Linked DNA regions of Homo sapiens: all the other regions are linked to region 1. Evidence: chromatin loops called from intact Hi-C (ENCODE). Cell type or tissue: Calu3. All regions are shown on one strand.

Region 1 (2,500 bases):
CTCTTACGAAATGAGCGTTTTTGGAAGGTAGTAAAGTCAGTCTACTATGTTGTTCCAGGAAGCTTTAATTAAGTGTATCCTTGGTAGTTCTACCAATAATGTTATGGACCACCCCCCCGCGCCCACCCCCACCGCCGGCACAGAGTTCTGCAATATTTTAAAAGCAGAAGAATCCTACGTTTAGTTGACTAGAAGGAATTTTTACTTTCTTAGACTAATGCCAACTATTGTTTGAAATTAAATTTCCCATATGAGCATAAAGTGTCAAGACAACTTTCTTTGGCATGGCACTATTAAAAAGGTCTACATATGAAGATACTCAATCTGAGGGTATAAATCATCAATTCTTCTGTTCTCATATTTATATGGCTATAACCTATGGGCTGAATGGTACAGTCATTTTTCTCTGCAACCAAACAAGGTAAATAAATGTGATATATTGGCATATCACCCCACCACTCTGCATATGGTGCACATTAAGGTTGTATTCATTTGCCATATGAATATAATTCCTTTTTACCACATCTACTATTAGTTACAAGCAGTAAATACAGAGTTGTTTTGCTGGAACTTGAGGGCCTGCATTGCATCATGGAGCACTAAACATCCTGGACCTTCTGGAGAATTTCATAGACATACTTTTAATGTCACCTGAACTTGAACACTGCCAACATACCATTTGAAAACGCTTCTTGATAAATGCTTCAAGGAAAAAATAAAAATACAGGGTAGCTGTAGTGTGACAGTACATTCCAAATGCAGGCCCAGAAGGGAAGGTCTTGATGAGACACACACAAGAACTCTTGTTCCTGACAAAGGATCAGATCAAGAGTCATATCCAGGTATAAAATGGTTTCTTGTTTCAAGCATTACTTTCTTATTCAGAATCTAGTGAACATAAGGAACCTAAACATAAAATACCATCCAAATAACTTCCTCAACGGTAACTTATTGAAGAGCTGTGATCAAGAAGCTAACAAGTTTATTTCATCACCAACTGTGGTGCTTTGTTTCATTAGGCAAATATTGTGCTTGCTTTTTCCTTACACAAAATATTTATCGTACAGTTGCAAATCCAGGTTAGGGTAGGGTAAAAGGAGGAGTAAAGTGATTTCTTTTTAAGAACTCATATGGTTCAACACAAATGTACATACCTTGACATTTGTGACCCTTAAATAATATATCACAGGCAATTAAAAACAAAGTACACCTGTCTTAACCAAGTACCAATTTTCATGTTTCCCAACATTAAGTCCCCAAATGCATCCAGCAGATGGTGCTCTAGGACACCTACTTACAGAGAGTAATATTGTTTATATTACATCCACCTAAATTTTGGCAAGACAAAGAATAAGAATTTATCAGTAGCTTCAGTAAAACATACTAGGCTTCACAATAAAAAGGACATAATTCCTAAATATGTGTACAAAAATATGCATACACATAAGCACATGTGCACAGAGGCAGCCAGTAAATAATTCACACCTGGACATGTTATGATACTACTTTTCTTACAGACTTGATGAGTAGTCTATGTGTATCAGTAGTATTTATAGTCACATGGCAAGATCATTCTAAATTCATTAAAAAAAATTTAGAATGCCTTAAAGTTAGAATTCATTTTTAATTATAGCAGGAATGTCTCATTAGGGTGATACTAGTAAAATTAACAACAGTAGGATTTACGGTAATGACTTAAGTGATTGATGAGCGTATAACAAAATGAAGTTTTAGACAGAGAAAAAGCAGGGCAGCTATGGCATACAGTACTTTAAAAAACAGCTCTGTGGTCTGTTAGTGCTAGCCTTATGGTTAATAAAACCTTCTTTCTAATTAACGGTGCTGAAATATTCTTAAAGAACAGAATCTTGTTGTTATGAAGAAAAGTTAGGTTTTTTTCTCAGTAGACGCCAATCCCATAAAGGAGAAAGCTGACATAGATTAGCATGTCTGATTGCAATGAGGAAAAGAAAAAAAATGCCACCTTTCAATCAAATCAAAACCAGAATGCGAGAATGGAAAATGTATTACTGAAATACTACACACACAAATCTGTGCAACACCCTCACAGTTAGCAACCATTTGCTTCTGAAGCTGATCGAATGTGGCTTTAAAAGATATTATTCAGATATCTAAAAATACCTAATAAACATTTAATTTTTTAAATCCATGTTTATGAATATAAAAGTGAATAAATAATAACTGTTTTGTATATATTCATCTTGCTTATCTAAATAAGATCATGTCAAAGTTTAAAGTATTTATTTATCAATGGAATGCACTGGGGAACATTTTCTCCAAAATTTAAAAATGTACAGTCTGGAGAGCATTATTCTGAAGGTGAAATAACTATCTCAGGAAAAGCACTTTGGTGACAAGGCTCAGTCCTAAAACACAGAGTACTAGGACAAGGAGAGAGAGATGCCATGCTTTCATGTACAAAACATCTCTCAGTGAAATATTCTTGGTTAATTTCATTTTTTAAATCCCTAATTAAATG
Region 2 (2,500 bases), 290 kb after region 1:
ATCTCTTCTTTATCCACCCTCCCTCCTTCCTTCCTTCACATTACCCTCGTCCACATGTTCACACATACACTCACTCCTCCGCCCTTTTGTCCTTTATACAAATATCCAGGAGCAAGGCGGTGTGGAAACTAAGTGGAAGCTCAAACACTACCTCCTCTGCATGTTTAAACTAAAGGGCTAAGGCACCCCGGGGGCAAACATAACAGAAAGCCTGGGATGAGAGGCATGTGGGCAAGGGGCCTCATGCGGCCTGAACTGGAGCAGCTTGTGGAGAGCAGCAGTACCAGACTCAGGCACTATGACAAGGCAGCAACTGCAGGCAGATGGAGGAAAAGAGAACACATCTAGGGAGGGAAGAAGCAGCCCTGCAGAGCACCTACACTCAACAATGGGATCCGAAAGGAGAGCAAAGACGCAAATGAAAGTGGAAAACCCTGAAATTCAAAACTCTGATTCAAAACCCACATCCTTCCAGGGCTCCTCCTGTTGTTTTGAGCAGCTTTCTCCTTACGACAAGCAGGAAGGCAGATGCTAACTTCTAAATTGTGATTTGTAAAACTTCATATGTGTATCTTTTCCTAATCTTTTTTTGAATGGTGTCATATAAGGGAAAGTTAAGAATCTTCACCTGACCCTCCTGGCTTCCAGCTAGATAAATCCCAGAGGTAAAGCACCTGATCTACCCAGGCTGCGGCTTTTGATATGGAAATCGGATGGCTAGGGTTTTTTTTTTTTTTTTTTTTTTTTTTGCTCCACTGCAGCTTCTGCCTAGGCATAAGGCCCAAACCCCAGAAAGAATAAAGCAGTCAATTTGCAGTAACACGACTAATATATATATATCTATATAATTTATTCTACATAGTTAACCTGCACATGTGTTACCTGATTTGGCAGATCAAAGGTTCTTAGGGTTTGATAAGTACGTTTACGGATGATGTTAAAGGTAAAAGGTTTTTTTTTTCTCATATTTATTGCGAATTCACCATGTATACCATTTATATACAATACTTATAGTGCTACTGAAACATAGGAGTTTTCTATTTAATAAGAAGTCATGGGAAGAAGCTTTCTATATTTACCTTTAAATACACTCTATGGGTAAATAAAATCTTTCATACTCACAGGCTGCATTGTAAGCTACACACATATGATGGTCTGGACATATGTTTGAAAAGATTACTTTAGTGTATCTAATTAAAGTGGCTTTATTTATTTTTTATTTAATTTTTTTGAGACAGGATCCTGCTCTGTCACCCAGGCTGGAGTGCAAAGGCACAATAACAGCTTACTGCAGCCTCTAGGCTCAAGCAATCCTCCCAGCTCAGCCTCCCAAGTGGCTGGGACCACAGGTGCTTGCCACCATGCCCAGCTAATTTTTTAATTTAACTTTTTGTAGAGATGAGGTCTTCCCATGTTGCCCAGGCTGATCTCTAACTACTGGGCTCAAGCAATCCTACCACCTCAGCCTCTCAAAGTTGCTGGGATTACAGGCGTAAGTCATCTCACCTGGCCTATTTTTTTTTTAAAGGCTAAAAAGAAATATACTTACAATTAACCAATAATTTTTAGAAAAACAGAACTATGTTCTAAAATCACTTATATTTCAAGTATTTATAGTTCCTTACTCTAAAATCAGAAACACTGCCCTGAGGCTAAACAAGATCTTTTGCAGTTTGCTATCAACATTATTAAAAATATATTGGCCACTGAGAAATGCAAATGAAGCACCATCTTCTAAATGTTTTTATAAAGTAAATTATAATAAATTATTATTTTCCAGTTAGATTTTAGTACAGAATAAGTATACCACATTCTTTTTATTTCTTGGATTTATAATTCCTTCTTCAAAGCAGAAATAATAATAAGGCTAATATTACATATCATTTTGCATAAGTCAGGGAGTAGTGTTAAAAATACTTTACATAGTTAATTCATTTAATTCTCATAAACCTTCTGCTTAGTTCTAATTTTAAGATAAGAAAGCAGGCTCAAAGAGGTTACATAAATTGACCAAGTTAACATGCGTTTGACAATTAGAGTCAGGATTTAAAAACAGGCAGCACGGTGCCAGAAGCTGGGCTCTTAACCACGATGCCATATTAGCTCTTAGATGTAAGAAACAGAAAGAAAACAAAACAACCACTGTTCAAATATGAATGTGTATATAATTAATTTGTTTACTAATTCTTGTTTTTCATAGTGCATTTTAAAAGGTTAAATGAGAATAATAATCAAGAACAAAAAATATTCATTTCCAAATCTAAAATTGATGAACATGCCAAACACATCAGAAACAACTAAACACCCTGCTCATTACTTCCTCTGATTATTGCCATACATGTCCTAAAGTACACCAAGCTTATGTGAAAGGAAAAAAGAAGAAACCTCTTTAATCTGCAAACATTTACAAAAAAATGAGAGTCCCCAGTGGCAATATGTAATGGTTTAAAATAGCTCAAAAAATAAATTCACATTCATTTATAAATGACCACGAGAAATA
Region 3 (2,500 bases), 270 kb after region 1:
AGAGCACTTGCCCGGGCACTGTGGCTCACGCCTGTAATCCCAGACCTTTGGAAGGCTGAGGCAGGAGGACTGCTTGAGTCCAGGATTTCAAGACCAGTCTAGTCAACATAGTGAGACCCCGTCTCTACAATAAATAAATAAACAATAATATTAAATTTAAAAAACAAACAAAAAAAATAAATCAGAGAGAGCTCTCTGTGTGGCATCCAATGATAGATGTAAGAAAGCTAGCCTGGAAAGACAAAGACTTCAGATTGGGGGCCAATGTGAAACAAAGTTGAATAGGTAGGACTTTAAGGATTTTAAAGCACTATGGCATGATGACAGTGTTTTATTCTATTCCTCTAAGTAAAAACCTGCCAAGGGAACTAGAATAAAGCATGTATTTAATGAAATCATTTAATTATTAAACCACTGACAATTTTCCCTTCTTTTATTCCCTCCTTCTTTCTATAAATATTTATTGAATCTCCACTGTCTAGCAGGCAGCACGTAAGTGGTGGTAATAAGGAAACATTAAGATGAGGACTATACCTGGTTTGAAGAGAAAAACTTTAGTGTAAATAATCCCAAAGAAAACTAACCAAGATTATTTTATCAGCACTGCACCTGCACTTCATTTTCTTTTAAGTAGGTAGACTGTTTTCTTATTACAACTTAAAGATTTTAGAGTTTCAAGATTATATCAAATTAACACATTTATTACATTTTAGATATATATTCATATCAAAAGCATTCTAAAACTCCATCCTCAAAGCTCTACTCACTTAAACTAGTATTCTGGAACTGCACATGAGCATTCGGTTTTAAAATGCCTTACAATTTTGTCAGATGCCAGAAAACAACAATGAAAAATTAACCCTGGTTGAAAAAAGGGATAACTTATAAGTAGATTTGGTTCAGAAGACTATAAAACTATAACTAACTTTTACCAGGCAATCCAAGATTTATAAAAGCATGTAACCTTGAGCAAGAGACCCAACCTTCCCATGCCTCAGTTTCTTCATCAGCAAAATGGTGACAATACCTACCTCAAGGGCTTGCTGTAAAAATGTAAGAGTTAATACAGGTAAAACACTTAAAACATTGTTTGCCACACAGTAAATGTTTCATATGTGCTATTATCATTGTAGATGCATCTTTCCAACATCTGCTTGGAGAAAAAAATACCGTGACAAAAGAAAATGGCTCTAAAGAGCCTTCAGATGTAACACAATAGAAGGACAAACAGGTAGTCGCAGAATTGTGTTAGATTAGTGACCTAAGTGTGTTTAAGGAACAAGAGGTAAAGCAGAGGTCACAATGTGTGTTTAACTTTAAATAAATATATGAAACAAGGAAAATTATATTCTAGATTTTAAAAATGTAAATAACTTTCTATTGCTTTACATTGTCCAAACAAAAGCTGTGTTAATAATAAAGAGTATACTTCTGAATCTGGAGTCCCATCAATGATTTGTTCAGCTTGCGTAAGTCACAACTGATTGGACACAGTCCCTGTGGGCTTGCCATTTCATCCAGACTGGACGGTTCATTAGTCATAACTACTATAACTGTACAGCAGAGACTGCAGTTTTATCTCATCGTACATCTTTGATCAAGCTGCCTCAATTCTGCTTCATCAGCATATGAAGTTACATTATTGGAGCTTTTTATTTTCCAGTCGGTAATTAACAGAGATTATGCTTTTTATCAAAACATGTATTTGGTCTTCACATTTAATAGTGAGGGCCCAGATCTGACCACCATTTGACCTCTGAAATTTCTACCACCTAAATACCATGAATCATAAACTGAAATCCAGAATACCACAGAGAAAATTAAACAAAGAAAAGAACTGACCTGTGTTAAAAAGCATAAGATGATTGCACTTATCTAAATTGAGACTAACCATATTTGCTGCAGCTTCTCATTAAACATTAAATCGCACACCAGAAGAAAACATCATACATATTTATTGTTTTGCACTGTCACTTTCAAAAGACTCATACCACAATTAGTGTTTCTCTCAAACTATAAGCTACATAAAGAAATTTCCCATGAAGCCTGAAGACAAAGTAATGTAAAAGATGGTTCAAGAAGGTTAAAGAACAGATGGATAATAGATTTCACTGAACACTAAAGCATAATACACTTACTTCAGAAAAGAAAATGTTGCCAAAACTTAGTTCAAATATAAAATACTGAATGAAATTGATGTGTCGGGAATTTTTTTTTCCTTCCAAGTTCTTTTGGAGAACAATAGGGGGCTAAAAGGCCTGTCTCACTATTTTTGCATCTCACTATTTTCGTGTGTAAAGTGTCCCCACTGTAGGCTGCATGAACAATCATAATCGACAGTTACATGCAGGCACTGAGGCTGCAAAAATCCCAGAGTAATTAGTGTTGTCTGAATGCAATGACATCTGTGTTCTCATGGTTCTCGAGACATGTCAGGCCAATAAGATGTATATGAAAAAATATGACAAGCATTGCAAATGCCCTTCTGAAAGGTCTTACA
Region 4 (2,500 bases), 570 kb after region 1:
TTTATTAAATAAATAGCTATATAATTATACAGTATTCCTTCTGAGTAATGAAAAAGTTCTTAAAATTCAAAAAACATACACCGTAAATGAAACTAATAGATTTTAATGCATTAATTACTTGAAATGTAAATTTTCCTCAGAAGGTACAAACATAAAACTCCAAAAATAGTTAGATAATCCACATATTGGCAGAAGATGTTCATAAACAACATAGCTAGCAAAGGATTAAGAATGAGACTACATAAAGAACTCCCACAAAACAACAAGAAAACACAGATCAAGATTATGGTGATGTAGCATTTTAAATTCATCAAAGTGACAAATTTTTAAACTCCAGCCATACCACGTGATTAGGTGATGTGAAGCAATGAGAACTTAAACACTGCTGGTGATATGTAAACTGATACACTACTTTAGAATACTGTATTGTATTGGAATACGATACTTTGGAAAAGAATTTGCATTATCTTGTAAAGTTCAACATTTTCACCTTATAAGTCAGCAATTCTACTTCTAGGAATATATGCAGAAAATTCTTGAACAAGCACAAAATGTATACGAAAATGCTAATTAATTGGTAAATAAATAGTCATGTCATGCAATACATTACAATTGAGAAAATGAACAAAACTATATGGGTCAATGTGGATGAATCTCAAACAGTAATAAGCACAAACAGTAATTAACAAAAAAATGCATTCAGTATGCCACATTTACCTTAAGTGCAAACATAAAAAATAAAACTCTTTATTGTTTAGAGTTATATACACGTAGTAAAGGTATAGAAAAGACAAAAGACAACACCAAATAAAAGCTAGTGGTGTTGGGGGTCAGGCGAAGAAGAGGAGACAAAGCAATTATAGAGGAGTAACCCAATTTCATAAACAGTGATCCTTTTTGTATGCTTAGAGTATTTCAAAAAAGAATTTAAGCTATATATAAATAACTAAACTTACTTTGGCTTAATTTAAAAAAAAAAAAAAAAAAAAACTACATTCTTCCAAACCCAGTTTTTAGCTACCTGTAAGATTAGCACAGGGCAGACATCACCCAGAGCTTTTCTGTTTACTCATCCACCTTACGTTGCTAAAACAACTGTTCATCTTTGAATATAGTGCGCCACCTTGTGTTCAAAAGCTTTTAACTCATATAAAATTCTGAGACCCATGTTTGTAAACAGGGCTTCCTCGAAAAAAAATATTAGGTTGGTGCAAAAATAATTGCAGTTTTTGCCGCAACTACTTTTTCAGCACCCTAGTATAAATTCCTTTATGCTGTGGCAATAGATTTACCATTATAAAGATAAGTACATGTAAAAACAACATTAGAAAAAATTATTTTGATTCTAAAGAAATTACAAATGCTTTATTTCTATTGATAATCTTTTTGAGCTTTCATTTTGCTGTACTTTCAGAAGATAACTTGCCTTTTTTCCTTGATTTTAAGTATCGAAATTTTTTAAATGACTAAAATTCAAAAATTATAGATATTTAAAATGCTACAATACGCTTTCATAAAGAAACTTACCTTTGAATGAGTGATTGATAAAGTGTCTACCCATACACGCCAGCCACCCCACTCATATTTGACTGCATGGTAAAGCAGGATTCTGAATATGGCGTATACCATTTCTGTTATCTTTTGCTCATCTGAATTCTTAGGATTAAAATAGCAGAGAGAAAGCATCCATTCTTGCCACACAGAGCATTGTAGCAAGCTCCTGAAAATTATGAGAGGGTACTAAATTACTGAAGAAAAAAAAATTATCTAAAATAAATCTAAAGGTTTAAAACAAAATAACCCTGCCCCTCCCTTTCCCCCCGAAAAAGAAACACATTTAGTTATACATTAAGAACAATTCGACAATGTGGTACTAAAAATTCTAACTTAACTATGTGGTACATTATTTACATACTCTTAATAAAAAAAATAGAAAAATCATTTCACAGTATTTTTAAAGCAATTTTTCTTAGATAAAATGGGCTTATACAAAAGTACATTTGAATACTGCAAATAAATGCTTTCTGATTCAGCTTACCTCCTGTTTTCTCTACTGTTATTAAAAAGTTTAATCATGTCAGAAAGAAAGGCTCTGCGAACCTCCATGCTCTCTGGGCACTGGGGAGAATTTCGAAGTAGGGTCGCAATTACTTTTAGTATCTCTGTAAGACAGTTTATAAATAAGTAAAAACCAAACTCAACAAAAAACTCATGATAGAAGGTCATCCATCTATTGCAATTTCTTTAGTTTCCCTAACACAAATGTCTACCAAAAACATCCTCTTCTGTTATTAAAAAAAATCACCTCTGGAAAGAAATGACAATACATTCATTAGAAAGCATTTATAAATATGAAAGGAAATTTCTTTCATGATTCAAATGTGCAAAAATAAAGCTGAACTTTAAAAGGTTAAAATAAAACAAGTTAAATTATAAATGAATTAAATGTCAGTGAAACTGCTTACTCTCTCTGAGATATACCAAATAGTAAAGTTGATCT

Evidence for each region. A loop is a pair of places that touch in the nucleus more often than their neighbours do. Peaks named below come from ENCODE experiments on the same cell type or tissue, not always from the same donor. Only the 100,000 strongest peaks of a DNase experiment are listed, where the experiment ranks them.
Region 2: it touches region 1 in a loop (5-fold over the local background); 23 of 110 quality-filtered maps call a loop at or near these places.
Region 3: a loop joins it to region 1, with 2.5 times the contacts of the local background. A loop is called at or near these places in 12 of 110 quality-filtered maps.
Region 4: it touches region 1 in a loop (7-fold over the local background); 86 of 110 quality-filtered maps call a loop at or near these places.

Annotation. Positions count from the first base shown.
Region 1 is chr4:150,296,788-150,299,287 of GRCh38, forward strand. All of the region lies in intron 53 of LRBA (LPS responsive beige-like anchor protein), which reads right to left. Among named protein-coding and RNA genes, the nearest start is that of DCLK2, 220 kb to the left of the region's middle. In Calu3, no CTCF peak of the experiment used is centred here; a DNase peak (open chromatin) is centred at 1,274.
Region 2 is chr4:150,591,422-150,593,921 of GRCh38, forward strand. The region is part of intron 38 of LRBA (LPS responsive beige-like anchor protein); the gene reads right to left. Among named protein-coding and RNA genes, the nearest start is that of MAB21L2, 11 kb to the left of the region's middle. In Calu3, no CTCF peak of the experiment used is centred here; no DNase peak of the experiment used is centred here.
Region 3 is chr4:150,568,015-150,570,514 of GRCh38, forward strand. The region is part of intron 40 of LRBA (LPS responsive beige-like anchor protein); the gene reads right to left. Among named protein-coding and RNA genes, the nearest start is that of LRBA-AS1, 9.8 kb to the right of the region's middle. In Calu3, no CTCF peak of the experiment used is centred here; a DNase peak (open chromatin) is centred at 1,487.
Region 4 is chr4:150,866,144-150,868,643 of GRCh38, forward strand. LRBA (LPS responsive beige-like anchor protein) reads right to left here. Exons shown (of 57, transcript NM_001364905.1): 21 at 2,039-2,162; 22 at 1,528-1,720. Among named protein-coding and RNA genes, the nearest start is that of LRBA, 150 kb to the right of the region's middle. In Calu3, no CTCF peak of the experiment used is centred here; a DNase peak (open chromatin) is centred at 1,098.